5 separate regions of the Homo sapiens genome follow, and regions 1, 2, 4 and 5 are each linked to region 3. The links are chromatin contacts, found by Hi-C or POLR2A ChIA-PET in ENCODE. All regions are on one chromosome and are shown on one strand. Each heading gives the region's core, a stretch centred on a gene start or an enhancer-like site at or near the end of the contact. The rest is flanking DNA. Distances are from core to core; before and after follow the strand shown. Region 1 holds the start of TOMM5 (translocase of outer mitochondrial membrane 5). Region 2 holds the start of CLTA (clathrin light chain A). Region 3 has its middle 58 kb from the start of MIR4475. Region 4 overlaps LOC124902153 (a long non-coding RNA gene). Region 5 holds the start of POLR1E (RNA polymerase I subunit E).

Region 1 (2,700 bases), core at 132-2,631, 830 kb before region 3:
ATGTTCCAGATAAAGGGCTTCACACCAAAGCTGGACTTGGTTTCTGAGCCTCTTTCTATTCATCTGTAAAATGCTGATCAGATTTGAACTTGCTTTATACATATTGTGTTACTTGGCTAACAGTATTTTAAAGACCTCTGTGCTTCAATAATCTGTAAAAAGGCCAGGTGCGGTGGCTCATGCCTGTAATCACGGCACTTTTGGGGGCCGAGGTGGGCAGATCACCTGAGATCAGGAGTTTCCAAGACCAGCCTGGCCAACATGGTGAAACCGCGTCTCTACAAAAAATACAAAATTTAGCCAGGCGTGGTGCTGCGCAACCGTAATCCCAGCTACTCAGGAGGCTGAGGCAGGAGAATCACTTGAACCTGGGAAGCAGCGGTTGCAGTGAGCTGAAATTGCGCCACTGCACTCCAGCCTGGGCGGCAGAGCGAGACTCTGTCTCCAAAAAAAAAAAAAAAAAAAAAAAAGTTTCATCTTTGTCTCTTTGTTTTAACTTATGTAAAGTTTCAAACATACTCAAGAAAGACTAGAATAATTAACTAAAATGAAGTACTAGTCACCAGCAGTTTTTAATATTTTGCTGACATCACTTATCTCTCTCAATACTTTTTTCCCCCTCTGAGGTATTTTTAAGCACATTTGGGGGCCAGGCGCGATAGCTCACGCCTGTAATCCCAGCACTTTGGGAGGCCGAGGCGGGAGGATCGCTTGGATCCTGGAACCCAGGAGTTCCAGAACAGTCTCAACCACCACAATTAGCAATAAAAAAATAAATAAAAATTAAAGCACATTTGGGCAAGATGTTTTAAAGATCTCTGTGCTTCAATTGTCTAATCTAGGAAACGAAGATTATAATATCGAATTCACGGGGGACAATTATATTGAATATTCAATAAATGTTAGTTATCACTGTTTACAGTGGTACCTATGTGCACAGCCCCCTCCAGCGCGTAAAAGCACTTTACAGCGCAGCGCTCCAGGCTCAAGATAGATGTTATTGTTGTTGTTATTATTATTATTATTATTATTATTTTGAGACGGAGTCTCGCTCGCTCTGTCGCCCAGGCTGGAGCGCAGTGGCGCGATCTCGGCTAACTGCAACATCCCCCTCCTGGGTTCAAGCGATTTTCCTGCCTCAGCCTCCCGAGTAGCTGGGATTGTAAGCACGCGCCACCGAGCCGGGCTGATTTTTGTATGACAGATGTTATTAAAGACAGCGTGGAGAAACCAGAGCCTGCGTTGCTGAGCTTGCGGCCGCCCGCTTCACACCGCACTTCAGATCAGCTGGGTCAGGACGTGGATTGTCCCGTGCAGGCATCCATCGTCGAGTGTGGCAACGAGAGGGCGGGAACAGGAAGTGAGGATAGGCCGAGTTCCGGGCGCGAGGCGGCCACCGTGGAGAGCAGAGCGCGGCGGCTGGAAGCTGCTAAGTCAGAGCCGCGATGTTCCGGATTGAGGGCCTCGCGCCGAAGCTGGACCCGGAGGAGATGAAACGGAAGATGCGCGAGGATGTGATCTCCTCCATACGGAACTTTCTCATCTACGTGGCCCTCCTGCGAGTCAGTGAGTGTCTCCCGGGCTGTGACTGTGAGACCAGCGGGGAGCTCACCGACGGGCACCCCTTAACTCTAAGGGGTCATCGGGGCCTTCGAACTGAGCTGAACGGTAGCGGGGAGCAAGGAGGGTGCGCGTTGAAGGCGACGGGCATATGCGCGGTTTGAGGTCTGCGGGTCAGGGTCCGGGCACTGAAGTGCACGTGGTGGCCGGCGCGCGTGTTTAATCATCCTGGTTCTCCCAGCTTGAAGAATGTTTGAGCTGCCGGGCGCGTTGGCTCACACCTGTAATCCCACCCAGCACTTTGTGAAGCCGAGGCGGGCGGATCATTTGGGGTCAGGAGTTCGTGGTGGCGGGCGCCTGTAATCCCAGCTCCTCGGGAGGCTAAGGTGGGAGGATTGCTTGAATCCAGGAGGCGGAGGTTGCAGTGAGCCGAGATCGCGACACTGCACTCCAGCTTGAGTGACAGAGCAAGACTCCATCTCAAAAAAAAGAATGTTTGAGCTGAAAGAGCTCAAGTAATTATCCCTAGAGGAACTCCCTCGTTTTTGCAGACAGAGAAACAGAGAAACAGAACCATAGTTCTAGAAGGAAGAAACAGCCTTCTTGGGAAGGCTGGCCAAAGGTCACTCAGCGATTCAGTGAATGATCTTGACCTAAAATCCAGAACTCTTAACTCAGTACCAGGTTCCTTCCCTTTCTTTTCTTTTCTTTTTTTTTTTTTTCCTCGATACACAGTCACGCCCTGTTGCCCAGGCTGGAGTGCAGTGGCGCAGTCTTGGCTCACTGCAACCTCTGCCTCCCGAGTTCAAGCCATTCTCCCACCTCAGCCTCCCAAGTAGCTGAGATTACAGGCGCGCGCCACCACGCCCGGCTAATTTTTGTATTTTTAGTAGAGATGGGTGTTTAACCATGTTGGCCAGGCCGGTCTCGAACTCCTGACCTCAGGTGATCCACCTGCCTCAGCCTCCCAAAGTGCTGGGATTACAGGCGTGAACCAGCGGCCGGGTTCCTTCCCTTTCAAAAGTGCTGACCTTTGAAATCCAAAAAGTTTTGCTTCATTTCTGTTTCTTTGTATAGAGGGTGAAGTGAGTCATTAGTTTTTTGGAAAAAAATGGGAAAAAAGAATATGAGTCTATAGGA
Region 2 (2,700 bases), core at 98-2,597, 580 kb after region 3:
TATATGTTACCTACCTGGCTCCTTAAGGTTTGAATTTAGGGTAGACACTACTCCTATATGCCCCAGTAGTGCCCTATTCTCCCTTAGTTGGAATTTTTTAAGTGAATGAAAAGCCGTATTTCATTTCTTCTAGCTAAATTTCCTACTTCTTTGTATTATTAAGTAGGTCTTTTCCACTCATGATCCTAAGCATCACACACAGGTTAAGGCATCCAAAGGTCAAACTGCCATCCTACCTGCCCCATTTTTACTTGAGTTTGGCTGAGAACATTCTCTATTCACCTCTTCATCCCTCCCTGATTGGTTTAGGCTAATCTTGGGTTCTGCTTAGGCAATATTGCCTACCAAAGCTGTTCCCAGAGGAAGAGCTCCAGAAGTCCTAGCTGTAAATCAATCGCTCAACGATAGCAAACTCCTACCGCGCTTGGCAGTTCTTTCTCCAGACCTAGATCATCTTTCGAGTTCCCTACTCCCTCCTTCCTCCTCGTAATCCAACACTCTGTACACCTTAAGTGCTTAAATGCTGAACTGCATTGCTACTTTTGTTTGTATCTCTCAAAAACGATATTTCCATTCTTATTTTTTTCCGCCCTCCTTTTCTAATAACGAGTTCTGTGCTCGGCTCAGACTTATAAGCTTATAAGTCTGGAAAAACTGCGCCAATGCGGTTGCTTCAGAGACCGGACTAAAGGCACAGCAAATGCTTAATGAAAAGTTGCTGAATTGAACGGGCTTCTTCCGGCTCCGGAGCCTGCCACCCTACACTTGCTTTCTCGCTCCGCCCGCGCCCAGAAGCACTCAAACATGCTGAGAACCGAACAGGCTTCTCGAGCCTAGGTTTCTGAAAGACCGGGCCAGGGTCTCGTTTCCTGTTTGCACTGCTCCCTAACCTCCTAATTCAGCAAGGAGCACGAGTCACACAGAAGCTCTCGGACCCACTGTGGACCGAGTTTCCAGACAAGTCCTCTCGCCCCAAACGCGCCCGCACTCTCACCCGGACCCCCCGGCGGCTCGCCGTGCGGCTGGGGCCCGGGGGCGCCGCCGTCCAGGATGGCGAAGGCCTCGTCGTTCTCGATGCCCGCAATCTCGCTCTCTTGCTGCGCCAAGAAGGCCGCAGCCGGGTCTTCTTCGCCGGCGCCGGCCACTCCGTTCCCCAGCGCGGGACCGCCAGGGGCGCCGGCAGGGGCGCCGAACGGATCCAGCTCAGCCATGGCGGGCAACTGAACGGCACGGACACCAACGGTGAGACAAAAACCAACCGACCCACCGACACCACGCCCGGCAGCCACCGCTGTGGTGCCGACTGGGAGAGGAGGACAAGCGCCAGGAGGGAGACGGGTAAAGCGGAAGCCCTACCCGTGTATCCGGTCGGTCTAGGCGGTGTTGCAGAGCCGAAAAGGGAACAACCAATCAGAGGACAACAATGGTTCAGGAGCTACCCAATCAGCAAGTGGAGGGGCGGTCCCCCTAAAACAACTCGTGACTGGGGTAGGGCGGGAGGTGAGGGAGGTGAGCTGCGCGGGCCCCGGGAGGCGGAAGTGCTGCCTGATAGGGAGCGTCCTACCCACCCCGTCTGCTGGAGCTGGACTGACCAGGGACGGCCACCCCTGAGGGGACTCTAGTGCTGCACTGGGAGGTGAGGTGAAGTTAGGGCAGCGACGATTGGCCGATTACTGAAGAGGCATGCCACTTAGGCTTTCTGAACCTCAGTTTCCTCATTCGTAAAATAGAAACAAGAATCCTGCTCTTGCGCCCCCTCCCGGGATTATTAGAAGATTGAATCCTAAAAAAAAAGAAGAAGAAGATTGAATCCTTTTATGGATTTGAGGGTCCCTGGCTTTATAAATTTAAAATATTTAATTCTTTCAGCCAGCCTGGATTATTTGCTCCCTTAGAGCCCATAGATTTACTGTAATTGATTCAGTCCACTCCGATTTTTCTCGCCCATAAGTATTTTTATTTAAAAATGAATATATCTTATCTTCTTCAACGAAGCACTTTTGCAGCCATTACGTCTTTTCGGAGCTAGACAGAAGTTACTAAACCTGGAAAATTCCTTAAGGATCACTTGCTTCAAAGGGAGACACGGTGGCCCTGCTGTTCAAGGAGCGTCAGTGACCCAGAGAGTCAGTGACCAAGAGGAAACGCCTGTCTCCTGGGGACTTCCAAGATACTAGCTACAGTCTCTTATATTTACACCTTTCCTCCCTAAGGACAGCAGGAAAAAGAAAGTTCCGTGTTTCTTTTTAAATCAGGGAGATGTTAATAGCTACATGGCTCATTTTGTCTACACCACAGAAATAACAGTGGTTCCAGTTAATCATGCTCATGTTGAGGGGGAGTGCTTATGCAGGGGCCACCAGAAGACCCCTCTCCTTCACTACCACCACCACCACCCTAAGAAATGAAAAGCCAAAAAAAGAAACCAAAAAACCAGAGGTCAACAAGAAGCTTCCAGAGGTAGTCAGCAGGGGACAAGAAAGTGTTTTTATAAAAAACGCACATATCTTTGATGACAAAAAAAAAGGGATAGCTATGAAGGAAAAATGAAGCAAATAAAAATTATTTAAAGCATATATTTACTTAAAGCATAATTTTAAAGTCATTTAAAGTATGAACCATAGGAAAGTGTTGAAGAAAAACATTTAAGAAAGTTAAAATGTTAGGGTCTGCAATTGATTCTGTTTCCCCTTGTCTGTT
Region 3 (2,700 bases), core at 31-2,530:
CCCCGTCTAGCCTGGCTGCTTCGCCCTACATGCAGCACACTCATCTCAGCTTTGGGGACTTCTCTCATGTTGTTCCCTCAGCGTGGAGACTTCTCCAACTGCCAATAGTGCCCTGCTCTCTAGTTCAGCTCAAATGTCACTTTCCCAGTATTGCTACCTGAATTATGCCCCATTATTTTGTTTCTTGACACACTTATTCAATGTGTAATTATAGAAGAGACTGCGGGTTTGTTTACTGTGTTTCCACCCATAGATGGTGAGGCCCATGAGGAGAGGGTCTGAAGGTGTTTCCTCAGAGCCCAGACCATTCACATAGATCACCGTGTATCTTCAAGTCTGCATTCTGAAAGCTCCCGTGTCACTAAAAGTATGACAAAATAAATGCATTATGGGAAAGAAACAGAAAGGAAGAGAAGGGAAGAGAAGAGAAGGAAAAAAGGAAGGAAGGAAGGAGGGAGGGAGGGAGGGAAGGAAGGAAGGAAGGAAGGAAGGAAGGAAGGAAGGGAGGGAGGGAGGGAGGGAGGGAAAGAAAAAGCAAAAAAGAGCGTAGACCAGCGCCTGGTACAGGAAGCACTGAATCCATTTTGTTAAACCAGAGCTAACCCTTGAAGGCCTCTTTCTAGATGAAAAGGAACCTGCCAGGCGCGGTGGCTCATGCCAGCACTTTGGGAGACCCAGACGGGTGGATCACCTGAGGTCAGGAGTTCGAGACCAGCCTGGCCAACATGGTGAAACCCGTCTCTACTAAAAATGCAAAAATTAGCTGGGCGTGGTGGCGGGCGCCTGTAATCCCAGCTACTCGGGAGGCTGAGGCAGGAGAGTCGCTTGAACCCGGGAGGTGGAGGTTGCAGTGAGCCGAGATCACGCCACTGCACTCCAGCCTGGGAGTCAACACTGAAACTCCGTCTCGAAAAAAAGAGGAACCTGAGGCAATGGAGACCCCCTGAAGGATGAGGTCTGGGGTTGTCACACAGGAAAGCAGCGGATGAAGGCGCAGCCCAGAGCCCTTCGGGGGCCTCTCAGGCCACCAAGCAGCCCGGGAGTCCCGACAGTTCGCCTCTGGGGCCTCAGTGTTAGGGACGGGGAGAGGCGGGGCTTCCTCCGCGGGGGCGGTGCCTCGGCCCAGTTCCAGGGGCGGGCTCTTCCTCAGGGAGCTTCCTCATTGGCTACCCACTCGCCCAATGAAGTTCCACCTCTCGGAGGTAGACGCTCTACCCAAGTGGGCCCCTCTCTATGGTCCCACTTCCTCCCGCCCAGAGTCTCCGGGGAACCACAACACGTTACCCATGGGCACCTGTGAAGCTGAGGCAACCTTCTGGACCCCAGCGCACGCTCTCGGCCAGCTGTCTTCCTGCTCGAGCCCCTTATGCACAGGAAGTCTCACTCCTCGCCGAAGAGCAGGTTCATCTATTAATTCAGTCAACCAACACGCAACACCTGCTGTGTGCCAGGCTTTGTGCAGGCGCTGGGGGCATAGGAGGTGATCCGGTTTCTTTCTGTGCATTCTCTCTTACTCTCTTAGAACCATCTCAGACACAGCCTGGGCTTAGTGACCTCCACGTGTGGGACATTCTTGTTTGCTCAGACGTCCCTCCTGGAGATCTCCAGTCCTCCTGGATGCTTGTCCCACAGTCCCCCTCCAGCACGACATGAGTCATTCGTTTATTTACTCAAAAAATATTTAGCGATCACCTACTAGAAGCCGACACTGTTGTAGGTTCTGGGGATGGCGCTGTGAACACGGCAGATGGAATTCGTACTCTCTTATATGCTGATTGAGCAAAGACAAGAAACAAATAATAGATGAATGTGATTGTTTGCCATGCAGTGATCACTGCTGTGAGGAATGAAAGCTGGGCCCCACGGAGGAGACGATGTTTCCGCAGATGGCTCTGGTCGAAGAAACATCAGTTCTCCCCACACCTGTTCCTCCTCTTTCTGTCAGTGGCGTCTCCAGTCTCTCCTGACCAGAAAACCTGGAGTCCCCAGCTCTTCCCCTGTGGACTCCATCCCATGTCCCTCTCGCACCGGCCCACTCCCTGCACGCCTTCCCGTCCTCCCCACCTCGTCTCTTCCCTCCCTTCCTCTTGTCTCATTCCTGTCCCCTTCTAACTCATCTTCGCCCGCCGCTGCCAGGGTCGCCTCCCATCCATAGCTGCTTAAAGACCTGCGGTGGTGACCAGGTGCTCTCGACAGAAATTGCATAATTCCAGCTTGATAATCAGTGTCCTCCACAATCTTGTCCTAGCTAGCCCCCCAATCTTATCCTTCATGACAATGTTTTGCACCCCCAGCATGGGGACTTGGCGGTATGTTCACAGCGTTTACCTCCTCTGACCCCCTGCTCGCCGCTAGTTTCCTCCTCCTGAAGGCCCTCCTCCACCCTTGGTGGCTAAGTGCCGGCGCCACCTGCCACCTGCGCCACCTGCCACCTGCCACCTCCTCCTCCGAAATTCCTTCCCTCACACGCGCACACACACATCACACACACCACAGCACACACACACCACACACACACACCACTCACACACACCACTCACACCACACACACACCACAGCACACACACATCACACACACCACAGCACACACCACTCACAGCATACACACCACAGCACACACACCACTCACACACATCACACACACCACAGCACACACCACTCACACCACACACACCACAGCACACACCACAGCACACACAC
Region 4 (2,700 bases), core at 91-2,590, 610 kb before region 3:
CCCAAAACAAGAGATTTGTCACTGAATTGTGTTTATTCCTTTTTTTCTTTTATTTAAAAAAACTGAGACGGGGGTTTCACTATGTTGCCCAGGCTGGTCTTGAACTCCGGGGTTCAAACAATCCTCCCACCTCAGCCTTCCAAAGTGCTGGGATTATAGTCATGAGCCATTATGTCTGGCCAGAATTGTGTTAGTTTAGAATGGGAAATGGAGAGCTGTGACAAGACATTCTTCTGCTACAGCCATTCATTTGTTCATAATGATACTAAGCAAGACGGAGAAACATGTGATTCAAATGCCTCTTTGGGAAACACTCCCTTGTTTGGGATCTGCAGGCACAGGTATGGACAGTTCCCAACTCCAGAGCAGACAGTAGAATGGCTCTATAAAACAGAGGGATGAGAATTTGGGACCGAGGTGGGGCAGTGCTGGAACAATGGAGGGAATTGAGGGGGAGAGGACAGAGAGAGTGGGTAGGGGGAGCTGCAAGGACAGTGGGAAGCTATGCCCAGTGTCATGTAACCTGTCCTCGTAGCCCCAAATCTTCACTGAAACTCCTGAATCCCGTAAAACATTTGATGGGAGTGTATTTGTGTGTGTGTGCAAGTGTGAGCAAGCGTGTGCATGTGTTATTGTGTATGTGGCAGCATGTGTGGTGCAAGTGTGCATATGTGCATGTGTACATACTTGCGTGTGTATGAGTGTGAATATCGAGTGTGAGTACAGAACTGAGAGGAGTTCTGTGCTTCCTGCCTGGACTGTCTCAGGAGTGAAGCTGAGGCAGCATGCGGGCGTCATGAGGAAGTAAGCCTTGGTATCTCAGAAATCACACACCAGAGGGCTGGCGTCAAACCTCTGAGGGGCCAGGAGCTTCCAGCTGAACTGAGTCACACATTTCTGGAGCGCCCCTTTGGGAGAGCAGGTCCTGGCTGACAGGCAGGGCCTACCCACCACGTTGAGAAGCCTGAGTCTCCAAGGGAACGGTGTTCAGGACTGATTAGCAACATCTCCCCCGGGATTTGACAGGAGGTTTGCCCTTCCTGGCCTCTAATGGGTGCCAAGCAAAACGCTGGGCTTTTGGGATACAGAGATGAATCAGATACCTGCCCTCGAGGAGCTCCCAGGCTTCTGTGGGAGGCTGAGAACGTAAAGAGACAATGACAAGCCAGTAGCTAAGGGCTAGGATAAGGTGGTACTCAGAGGCTGGGGGGCAGAGCTGAGAGACACAGTGACGGTGCCTGCAGCAGAAGGGAAGGGAGTTTCCCCGTGGAATTTCTGACGGGGTTTGGGGAAACAGTAGGAGGGCATTTCCAGCAGGGCCCACAGCATGAGTAAATTTTCACAGAATAAAAAGGTAGGGGTGTCTTGGGGGTAGATCAAAAGGAGGTGTGGCAGGAGACGAGCAGGACAGGAAATCCGGGGTGATTGGGAACGGCCCTGAGTGCTGTCCCTAGGAGGGTAGTCCCTAATGGGGTCACCTTGGCCAGGTTTGCCCGTTCTCATCCTGGCAGGCCCTTGGGAGGGCAGACACCCTACAGGTGCAGCTCAGGCATCTCAGGACACCCCCACAGCTGGAGGGAGACTTTCTCTGCCCCTGTGCTCCTGCTGTGTTTGGAGCTGGAAGACCCAGTTCAGACTCTGCGGGACCCTGAGCCCTGTCTGAGCCCTGGTGTTGTGTATGTTGTGAGCCGCTGCAGGTGCAGGACAAAAGGCCACAGATAATTTGCATGGGATGGAGAACACATTTGCAGTTTCCTCCTCTCACAAATTGGAAATTTCACTTTCACAGCCTTTCTTTCCTCATCACAACCACACCAGTTTCTTCATAGCACCACAAGAGTCTGTTGTCACAGAGAAACCCCAGCTTTCCTCTGTGGTGTTTCTGCCTCACTGGCCTCTAGGGCTCCAAAAAGTTCAACACCCAACCATAGATGTCCCCTCCTTCAGGTCTCCTGCAAACCCTGCTCCCACGCCCTGGTTCCCCACCTTGTGGAAAGAGTCTCACACTGGGGTCGGGCCTGGGCAGTAGTCCTGGCTCTGCCCCCAACTCAGTATGGGATGCGAGGCTCTCTCTGGGCCTCAGTTTCCCCATAGGTACCAAGAGCATTCTAGACTTCATTATCTCTGAAAGTCCTCCAAGACAACAGTGACTTTCTGATCTTGAGAGTTTCTTTCTCTTGGGAACCCCAAGATAATCTATAGCACGTGCTGGGGTCTTGGCCCCTGGTGGCCTAGGAACTCGCTTCCTTCGGGCATCTTTTCTGTTTGCTCTGCTGCTGCTCCCCACTCCCTTCCCAGTTTCCTCCTGTCCTCAGGTCTAGTTCCTGCATCTCAGAGTTCATTTGCTCCCTGACGCATCGTAACTCCATGGGAGGTGTTATTTTAGAGGTGCTCAGTCCACGGTGCTAAAGGAGGGGATGGGAGTCGGCTTCCTGGCCCAGGAGGGAGGCCTCTTCTCCATCCAGCCCCTCACTCCCATGCCACAGCCCGGCTCATGCTATGCCCAGAGATTCTTGCAAATAGCTGAAGGTGCCTAGAAGTAACAAGGCTGTTGAAGCTCAATATTTAAACACATTTTTCACTCCCTCCTAACTTGATGAAGTTTGCAAATTGTTTTCTGTTGACAAAATGTGGCAGAGAGAGTGTGAGGGGGTTGAGGGGGCACCAAGGCCTGGGTCTGGCCATTATTCTGACTTGATG
Region 5 (2,700 bases), core at 62-2,561, 720 kb before region 3:
GTGTCCCTCACAGCCAGTTCTCATCTCTCTAGAGCAGAGGTTCTCAATCCAGGGAAATCCACTCTGGTGCTACTGGCATCTAATGAGTAGAGACTAGGGATGCTGCCCCCACAGCAAAGAATTATTGGCCCAAAAAGTCAATAGTCCTGAGGTTGAGAAACCCTGCTCTAGAGTATGAACTCTGAGTGGGGCTAGGCCTGATTTGGCTGTTTTCCTAGAAGCTTGCAGCACAGGGATGCAGAGGGGCAGGTTCCATAAATGCTTGTTGAAAGAACAAATGAATGAAAGATGGAGCCTGTCCCCACATCCCAGGCTGCTGGGCATCAGAGTTCTTCAAAGCTCCATTTGCTACTACTCCCCTTTTTCTCCCCTCACTCCCTCCCACATCCACCCACTCCCAGGGGCCTTCTGAGCCCTGCAGAGTGGAGACAGCTGGCAACTGCTTCACTTACCAGGATCCGTTGATTCCTCTTCCTGGGGTTGGTGGAATCTTTGTTCTCATACAAGGTAAAGCGCATGTTGCCTGGACTCTGTAGCTTCCCGTTGGAGAACTGGACTGTAAGAGTGCAGCCCAAGAATGAGATGAGAGCAGAAGGCCACACAATGTACCACACAATGTACGGTGGGACTAGACTGTCACTGGGAGGGAGTGTCAGAATGGGGATGGCAAGGAAGCTCGGGTCCTGACCCAAAGGGAACTGGAGGAGATCCGGGGCCAGCTGAGAAGAGGAGGTAGGGAGGTGGGAGAACCCTGGGGAGGGGCTGTGACAGGAGGGAATGTCTCGCGGAAGGAGGCTGACAGCAGAGGCCTGGTACATACCTAAAGTGACAGAAGGAACCCCTGCCCAGTGAAGAGAGGGAAATGGGGGAGGCGGGAGACCTGGTGGGTGAGGGGGTCAGCAGGGTCCTGGACACAGCTCTGGGGAGCGGGTGAGTGGGATGTCCCAATCTGGCTGGGAGGTAGTGACAGAAAGACGGACAGGGGAGCCCTGACAGAGCCCAGGGGAGTGGTGGAGACTAGAGGGGTCCCGGCCCCGCTGGGGAGAAGCCCAACGGAGGGCGAGAGGACAGCTGAGGTACCGAGACGGAAGGGGAGAGGGTTAGAGGAGCACTGCTCCAGCTCCGCAGTCTTTACCCAGTACAGCTCTCTGGCTCCCGTCGGGCGCCCCACAATACTGCCACCTCGCACTCGGCAACACCTCCGCCGCCATCTCGCCTGTCTGTCCGCCAAGCACAGGAGTTAAGACAGCAGCAGCCACAAGCGCACTTTTAAACACGCGGGAGCCCAGGCCGCGCTGCGGGCCGGAAAAGGCGTGGCCCCGCCGGGCACCGCCCACAGCGCGCGAGCCGCGTGTCCCCGCCCCCCGCGTAGAGAGGCGTGGTCTCCGCCCACAAGGTGCCACACACCCGCTTGACTGGCCGAGGCGCAGCACCTGATTGGCTCAGCGCTCGCGTGCACTCTGGGTTTTGTAGGTCCAGAGCCCGAGGCGCCAAAGGCTTCAGCCTAAGCTTGCTATGAGCCTTCTTCCGGCTCAGCACCTTCTAAAGAGAGTGTCGTCTCTCTCTCCTACCGTGACAAACTCATCTTCCCAAGACCTGAAGGACCAAGTTCAAATTTAGAATTCTCTGACAGGAACTGCTTGAGCCCCAACTAAATGTGGCCGCTGGCGAATAGCCGCCCCTCTCTAGGGCTTCCCACCCACCCACGTGGACATCCAGCTCTAGGTACAAACTTTGTCCACAGTCCGACAAACAGCTCCCCGCCATGGGCTGTGGCGTGCACACCTGTGGCCCAATCAACACTGAGGTGATGGAACAGAAGCCCAGCCAACCCCGGAGCCTTTGGGCAGGAGATTCTGGACTGGAATAGAAGAGGGAGTCCGAGCTGATGGACATGTCCCTTTTTCACTGCGGATTCAACCCTTCTTCTGCACGGGGAGTTTTCAGAGCAGAAAGAAGGCGAAAGCAGGGCCTTTAAGCATGGACGCTGGCCGAGGCCCCCTTTGCCCAAAGATGCGTACTATTGAAGGGCAAGAACTCCGGTTGACTCCCCTCTGTCTTCCAAATCACCTTCTTTCAAGACTCTTTTCCTTCCACACACCCTCAACACCCGCCTCCAACACCCAGGATCCTAGGAATAACCCTAAAGCCTGCATGCCCCTTTGCCTGAGCACTTGTCACGCTTTTCTAATTACCCAATCTCAAACGTAAAGAAACACTGCAAGAAATGTTTTTGCCCTGAACCATTTAGAGTAAGTTGTCAACCTGATACCCTTTCAACCCTGAAGACTATAGTATTTCCTACAGACATTCCCTAAATAACAACACAGCCATCAGAATCAGCAAATTGCCGGGCGCAGTGGTTCACGCCTGCAATCCCAGCACTTTGGGAGGGAGAGGCAGTTCTATCCCTTGATTCCAGGAGTTTGAGACCAGGCTGGGCAACATAACAAGACCCTGTCTCTACAAAAAATAATATTAGCCATGTGTGGTGGCGCACGCGTGTCGTCCCAGCTACTCGGGAGGCTGAGGTGGGAGGATTGCTTGAGCCTAGGAGGCAGAGGCTGCAGTGAGCTGTGATGGTGCCACTGCACTCTAGCCTGGGCGACAAAAAAAAAAAAAAAAATTAAACAGAAAAGAATCAGGAAATTAGCACTGGTACATTACCACCATGTAATCCTCACATCCCATTTAAGTTCA

Evidence for each region. Hi-C counts contacts between places; a loop is a spot of excess contacts on that map. ChIA-PET counts read pairs that join two places held with the same protein, here RNA polymerase II (POLR2A). Pooled maps may share reads with other maps.
Region 1: a loop to region 3 is called in a map of naive thymus-derived CD4-positive, alpha-beta T cell, with 31 times the contacts of the local background. The contact joins the promoter of TOMM5 here to the enhancer-like site in region 3. A Hi-C loop is called at or near these places in 3 of 168 maps with a recorded cell type or tissue (CD8-positive, alpha-beta T cell and naive thymus-derived CD4-positive, alpha-beta T cell), 2 of 37 single-sample maps with no recorded cell type and 10 of 50 pooled maps.
Region 2: a map of naive thymus-derived CD4-positive, alpha-beta T cell shows a loop between it and region 3 (12-fold over the local background). The contact joins the promoter of CLTA here to the enhancer-like site in region 3. A Hi-C loop is called at or near these places in 1 of 168 maps with a recorded cell type or tissue (naive thymus-derived CD4-positive, alpha-beta T cell), 2 of 37 single-sample maps with no recorded cell type and 10 of 50 pooled maps. POLR2A ChIA-PET finds 5 or more read pairs at or near these places in 1 of 52 experiments (WTC11).
Region 4: a pooled map shows a loop between it and region 3 (5-fold over the local background). The contact joins two enhancer-like sites. A Hi-C loop is called at or near these places in 2 of 37 single-sample maps with no recorded cell type and 5 of 50 pooled maps. POLR2A ChIA-PET finds 5 or more read pairs at or near these places in 1 of 52 experiments (Panc1).
Region 5: a map of CD4-positive, alpha-beta T cell shows a loop between it and region 3 (2.8-fold over the local background). The contact joins the promoter of POLR1E here to the enhancer-like site in region 3. A Hi-C loop is called at or near these places in 1 of 168 maps with a recorded cell type or tissue (CD4-positive, alpha-beta T cell), 3 of 37 single-sample maps with no recorded cell type and 8 of 50 pooled maps.

The regions. Positions count from the first base shown.
Region 1 is chr9:37,591,278-37,593,977 of GRCh38, reverse strand. It overlaps TOMM5 (translocase of outer mitochondrial membrane 5), which reads left to right and starts at 1,381. Exons shown (of 2, transcript NM_001001790.3): 1 at 1,381-1,566. The coding sequence starts at 1,446. RefSeq lists a silencer at 1-66 and an enhancer at 1,025-1,784.
Region 2 is chr9:36,189,568-36,192,267 of GRCh38, reverse strand. CLTA (clathrin light chain A) reads right to left here and starts at 1,347. Exons shown (of 5, transcript NM_001833.4): 1 at 995-1,347. The coding sequence starts at 1,211. RefSeq lists enhancers at 1,152-1,371, 1,087-1,712.
Region 3 is chr9:36,764,616-36,767,315 of GRCh38, reverse strand. No RefSeq gene overlaps it. Among named protein-coding and RNA genes, the nearest start is that of MIR4475, 58 kb to the left of the region's middle. RefSeq lists enhancers at 1,286-1,445, 1,966-2,484, 2,485-2,700. Within about 2 kb of position 1,280, at least 5 of the 41 ENCODE cell types and tissues checked have a DNase peak (open chromatin) inside an H3K27ac peak, as active enhancers do.
Region 4 is chr9:37,370,316-37,373,015 of GRCh38, reverse strand. All of the region lies in intron 1 of LOC124902153 (a long non-coding RNA gene), which reads right to left. Among named protein-coding and RNA genes, the nearest start is that of LINC01627, 23 kb to the left of the region's middle. Within about 2 kb of position 1,340, at least 3 of the 41 ENCODE cell types and tissues checked have a DNase peak (open chromatin) inside an H3K27ac peak, as active enhancers do.
Region 5 is chr9:37,484,559-37,487,258 of GRCh38, reverse strand. POLR1E (RNA polymerase I subunit E) reads right to left here and starts at 1,311. Exons shown (of 12, transcript NM_022490.4): 1 at 1,136-1,311; 2 at 453-556. The coding sequence starts at 1,211. RefSeq lists a silencer at 1,184-1,513 and an enhancer at 1,255-1,846.